Linked DNA regions of Homo sapiens: region 1 is linked to region 2. The links are chromatin contacts, found by Hi-C or POLR2A ChIA-PET in ENCODE. All regions are on one chromosome and are shown on one strand. The core of a region is the stretch at or near the end of the contact, and the rest is flanking DNA. Distances in the headings are between cores, read along the strand shown.

What was found. Hi-C counts contacts between places; a loop is a spot of excess contacts on that map. ChIA-PET counts read pairs that join two places held with the same protein, here RNA polymerase II (POLR2A). Pooled maps may share reads with other maps.
Region 1: a loop to region 2 is called in a pooled map, with 5 times the contacts of the local background. The contact joins two enhancer-like sites. A Hi-C loop is called at or near these places in 2 of 50 pooled maps. POLR2A ChIA-PET finds 5 or more read pairs at or near these places in 2 of 52 experiments (GM10248 and activated B cell).

The regions. Positions count from the first base shown.
Region 1 is chr9:6,681,384-6,684,083 of GRCh38, forward strand. No RefSeq gene overlaps it. Among named protein-coding and RNA genes, the nearest start is that of LINC02851, 22 kb to the right of the region's middle. RefSeq lists enhancers at 1-570, 36-325, 396-515, 2,084-2,343. Within about 2 kb of position 1,313, at least 41 of the 41 ENCODE cell types and tissues checked have a DNase peak (open chromatin) inside an H3K27ac peak, as active enhancers do.
Region 2 is chr9:5,582,493-5,585,192 of GRCh38, forward strand. All of the region lies in intron 1 of INCR1 (interferon stimulated noncoding RNA 1), which reads right to left. Among named protein-coding and RNA genes, the nearest start is that of RIC1, 45 kb to the right of the region's middle. Within about 2 kb of position 1,364, at least 8 of the 41 ENCODE cell types and tissues checked have a DNase peak (open chromatin) inside an H3K27ac peak, as active enhancers do.

The DNA of each region.
Region 1 (2,700 bases), core at 63-2,562, 1.1 Mb after region 2:
TCACCGCCTCCACCCGCCTGGCCGCTTCCCTCGGCGCATGCGTAGCACACCGACTCCAGGATTGTTTCCCAAATCCCACTTCCGCCACTTCCTCCTCCCGAGACCAGCCAAGCGCGCCTGGCTGTCTGCCCTTCTTGGGCTCTTGGGGAGAACGTGGTCCGGGAACTGGCAGTCACGGGGAGGCAGCACAAGAGGTTTTCGCCCTCATGTGCTGGTGCAACTATCGCGACCATCACCCTGAGAACTGGAGGAAGGGTGCCGCAGGCAAAGAGTGGCGCGCCTGCAGATTCGGTTCCGCGCTTGGGGCTCTCGCGAGACCCGGCGCTGGAGTGTGGACCGCGCGTGCCGGTGACGCGTGGTGCAGACACGTCGCCGGTGCCTCTCTCCCTAGGCCTTCCTGGGGGTGAGCTTCCGTCCCAGACGTCTTCGGTCCTACACTGCTTCCATTTCTTTTTTTTTTTTTTCCTTCTTTTTTTCTTTGAGACAGGGGCTCATTCTATCACCCAGGCTGGAGTGCAGCGGCGCGATCTCGGCCCACCGTAAGCTCCGCCTCCCGGGCTCAAGCGATCCTCCCACTTCAGCCTCCTGAGTAGCTGGGACTCCAGGTGAGCGCCCTGCTAATTTTATATTTTTGGTAGAGACGGGGTTTCGCCATGTTGCCCAGGCTGGTCTCAACTCCTGGTCTCAAGTGATCCGCCTGCCTTGGCCTTCCAAAGTGCTGGGCTTACAGGCGGGAGCCACTGCACCCAGCCCTACGCCCCATCTTTCTGGGTTTCTGCCTGGTATTGTTACATCTCCAACAGGCTTAACTCAAAGCTGACTTTCCGCCTGTGCTGTATCTGCCCCATGGTCCTTTAGAGTATATAAAATATAAATGGCACTTTGGGAGGCCGAGGCAGGAGGATTGCTTGAGCTCAGGAGTTACTGACCAGCCTGGGCAACATAGTGAGACCCCCGTCTCATTAAAAAATAATAATGCAGGCAGGGCGCAGTGGCTCATGCCTGTAAACCGAGCACTTTCGGAGGCCAAGGTGGGCGGATCGCCTGAGATTGGGAGTTCGAGACCAGCCTGACCAACATGGAGAAACCCCATCTCTACTAAAAATACAAAATTAGTTGGGCGTGGTGGTGCGTGCCTGTAATCCCAGCTATTCAGGAGGCTGAGGCAGGAGAATCGCTTGAACCCGGGAGACGGAGCTTACAGTGAGTCGAGATGAGCCACTGCACTCCAGCCTGGGCAACAAGAGCGAAACTCCATCTCAAATAATAATAATAATACAAATAAATAAATGTACACACACAAATAAATGGACTTGATAGCGATTTTTTTAGGTTTTCAGCTGCCCAATTCAAGAAATGTATTTCTTCTTGTCCCTGATTTCCGTCACTGTCCCAAGGCAGTGGGATTAAAGCACCACTACCGTTTTTAGATCCTTGTGTTTGGCATTCCATGTCCTCCTCTCAAGACGTTTGACGTAACTTTCTCCATCTGCTCTGTTGAAACATATGCTTCAAAATCTTTTTTTTTTTTTTTTTGAGACGGAGTCTCGCTCTGTTGCCCAGGCTGGAGTGCAGTGGCGCGATCTCGGCTCACTGCAAGCTCCGCCTCCCGGGTTCAAGTGATTCTCCTGCCTCAGCCTCCCAAGTAGCTAGGACTACAGGCGCCCGCCACCAAGCCCGGCTAATTTTTTGTATTTTTAGTAGAGACGGGGTTTCACCGTGTTAGCCAGGATGGTCTCGATCTCCTGACCTCGTGATCCACCTGCCTCGGCCTCCCAAATTGTTGGGATTACAGGCGTGAGCCACTGCACCCAGCCTACCAGCCTAGACCTAGTTTTAGTTCCTTTTTTTGCTTCACTCCATTGTAGCTTAGGAAGCTAGTTTCAATTCCGGATTCTACCGTCTATCTGTATGACTGGGCCTTTGGTCAGTCTTTCTAAAATGAAGATTGCTCATTTTACAAATGAGTAAAAACTACCTGACATGTAGTGCAGGCTTTGTAAAGCACTCATCATGCTGCTTGTCATACTGTAAGCACTGATATGGCATAGGAAACCCAACCCCCAAACATAGCACCTTGGAAGTTGAGAAAACAGCATATACTGGAAGGCCACTGTCACATCTCCCTCACCCGTCTCTGAAGCAGGCCATAAAGCCTAGGAAGGTCATCCTCTTATCTCTCTTGAAAACCCTCATGTGGCAGGTGTCCTGCCCTATATCAGGGTGGAAGGAATGTCACACAGGGACACCAAGAATAATCTGAACAAACAGGTCTTGCTAATCTCATGCCCCCAATTTATTACCGTGAGATCATACCCGCTTTGTTCAATCATACTTCTGCACAACTATCCACTTTCTCAAACCTATGCATAAAAGTACACAGACTTTTCTTTGGGTCATTTCCTTAGGAAGACTCCCCATCATGTAAAACTTATATTACACAAATTTGTATGCTTTTCTCTTGTTAATCTGTATTTTGTTATAGGAGTCTCAGCCATGAACCTTACCATGGTTAAGGAAAACTTGCTTTTTCTTCTCTACACACTCAAATAAATTAGTTTGCCTCCTTTTCCATGCTTACCCAATATAAAATAGTAAAATGCCTCTTTTTTTTTTTTTTTTTTTTTTTTTCTGAGAGGGAGTCTCGCTCTGTTGCCCAGGCTGGAGTGCAGTGGCGCGATCTCGGCTCACTGCAACCTC
Region 2 (2,700 bases), core at 114-2,613:
ATATGAATATCTGTCAATTGTTTACAAAATTTTGGGGGATCCCTCTAAGGAGTTTTTTTCTTAAAGTTGAGAAAAAAAACCCTAAAAGCTCATTTTCTTTCCTTTCTTCCTCTCCTTTGTTTTCTCAACTATAAAATTAGAATGGCAATAACAGTGGCTATCTTTGTCAATGTCATGAGATTATGGGTAATTTTTTTCTTTATATTCTTCTTGTATTTGAAAAGCTTAAAAAATAAACATTTTAAATTCAAAAAAAATCTTTAAGCAATTCTTTAAAAATATTTTGAAATTTTAGAATTTCAGCATCTGCTTATTATAAATCAAAAGGTCACATAAATGGCAGATATAATGTTTCTGGGGCAGAATTTTTAGATGCACAACTTGTGTTTTTTCCCTATGTCAAGTACAAACTTTCACCTGTGTTTTTATGAGAATCTAAAGAGAAACTACAAGAAAAGTGTACTAAGTTAAAGTTTGAAAAGGCACTGGGTTTGCCAGCATCCTGCCTGCCTAATCAAACATCATGCAGCTCCAGCACAGAATGCATGACTGAGCTGCGTCAGAACATGTGAGGTTCATGTGATTGGAGGAGCTGCCAGCATCTTTCCACTAGTGCTCTGGGGAGTTGTCTTCAAGAACTAACGTCCTGAAGGCAGAAAACTCAAGGGTGGGGAATGAAAGGGGTCTTTCCAAAATATAAAAACTTTTCTGAGTGTTCTCAAAATGAAGACAAAGAAAGAACAGCTTCTGTGTGTGAGTATGTTATAGTGGAATGTGACATTTGAAAGCTGTTAGGGAAAATGCCAGTCTGGCAGGCTACAGCTGTATCCCCTGAGAAGCACAATGGAAAGTTTAAGTCCAGGTTGACCAGAGCCTCTACTTTCTTACACTCATCAATGAGACAGGGTGATTCACTGGACTACCCTGACACAGTCCCCTCCCTTTCAAGGCTGTGTGGCATAAAGGCAGCTCATCTAGTCCCCAGGGTGTTTCAGACTCTGTCTTAGGACTCTGAAACCCCCAGTCAGCACTGTGTACTTGTGAGAAATACAAAGTATGTATTAGATATGCTCTACCTTGAGTTTGAGGAATGTATAGTGAGCTGGAGAAATACACCACAAAAACCAAAGCTACATGCAATCAAGTGACTGATAAGTGGGACCAGACCATAAGACCCAAAGGAATTCAGGGTGGGTGGGAGCTCCCCATGGACAGGAGTAGCCCAAGAGAGCAGGGAGGGAAAGAAAAATGCAATTTGGGAGGCCGAGGCTGGCAGATCACTTGAGGTCAGGAGTTAGAGACCAGCCTGGCCAACATGGTGAAACCCCGTCTCTACTAAAAATACAAAAATTAGCCGGGCGTGGTGATGAGTGCCCACCAGTTACTTGGGAGGCTGACGCAGGGGAATTGCTTGAGCCTGGGAGGAGGAACTTCCAGTGAGCTGAGATCACGCCACTGCACTCCAGCCTGGGCGACAGAGCAAGACTCCATCTCAAAAAAAAATTTTTTTAAGTTTACAAAGCATTTTCAAATGTCTTGTTATACTAGTTGAGCCTCACTACCACCTGGTAAAGGGAGTAGAACAAATATTCACATTTTATGGATGAGGAAACTTGGGCTTATAGAAGTTAAGTAACTTGCCTAATTTATCCCATTTCTTTTTCAGTAAAGTTACCAGTTTGGGCTGGGCATGGTGGCTTACACTTGTAATCCTAGCACTTTGGGAGGCTGAGGCAGGCAGATGGCTTGAGCTCAGGAGTTCAAGACCAGCCTGGGCAACATGGCAAAACCCTATCTCTACAAAAAATACAAAAATTACCCAGGTGTGATGGTGCACGCCTGCAGTCCCAGCTACTGGGGAGGCTGAGGTGGGAGGATCGACTGAGCCCAGGAGGTTGAGGCTGCAGTAAGTTGTGAATACACCACCACACTCTAGCCTAGGAAACAGAATGAGACCCTGTCTCAAAAAGAAAAAAAAAAAGTTACCAGTTTGGTAGCTTAGGGAGTTACAAGTTTGGTAGCTCATGGAGTTGCCATAGACATAGAATATATTGATTTTTAATCACAGCACACAACAAGATGTACATTTATATCCTTGTGAGTAAGTGAATATGGTTGAGAGAAGAGGTTAGGTTGACAAAGCAACTACTAAAAAATTGTCTTTTTCCCTCTGTCTTATGGGTAACTTGGATGAAAACATAGAAGATGAGCTTATAATATATGATGATTAATAAAGTAGGGAGAGAGAGTCAGTTGGATAGAAGAGTTTCTATTTCAAAATCCCAGGTTGCCACAGTGGCTCACACCTGTAATCTCAGCATTTTAGGAGGCCGAGGCGGGCAGATCACTTGAGGTCAGGAGTTCAATACCAGCCTGGGCAACATAGCAAAACTCCATCTCTACAAAAAATACAAAGATTAGCCAGGTGTGGTAGTGTGTGCCTGTGATCCCTGCTAATTGGGAGGCTGAGGTGGGAGGATCGCTTGAGCCCGGGAGGTTGAGGCTGCAGTGAGCCAAGATTGTACCACTGCACTCCAGCCTGTACAACAGCATGACGCCCTGCCTCAAAAAATAAAAATAAAAAATAAAAAAATTAAGTCCCAGGTTGAATCACGAGGTCAAAACCAAAGAGGTAGAATGAAAGGTCCTGCTTTTGATCCACACACCTAAGATGGAAGAGCAGTTTATTAGCAGTTAATA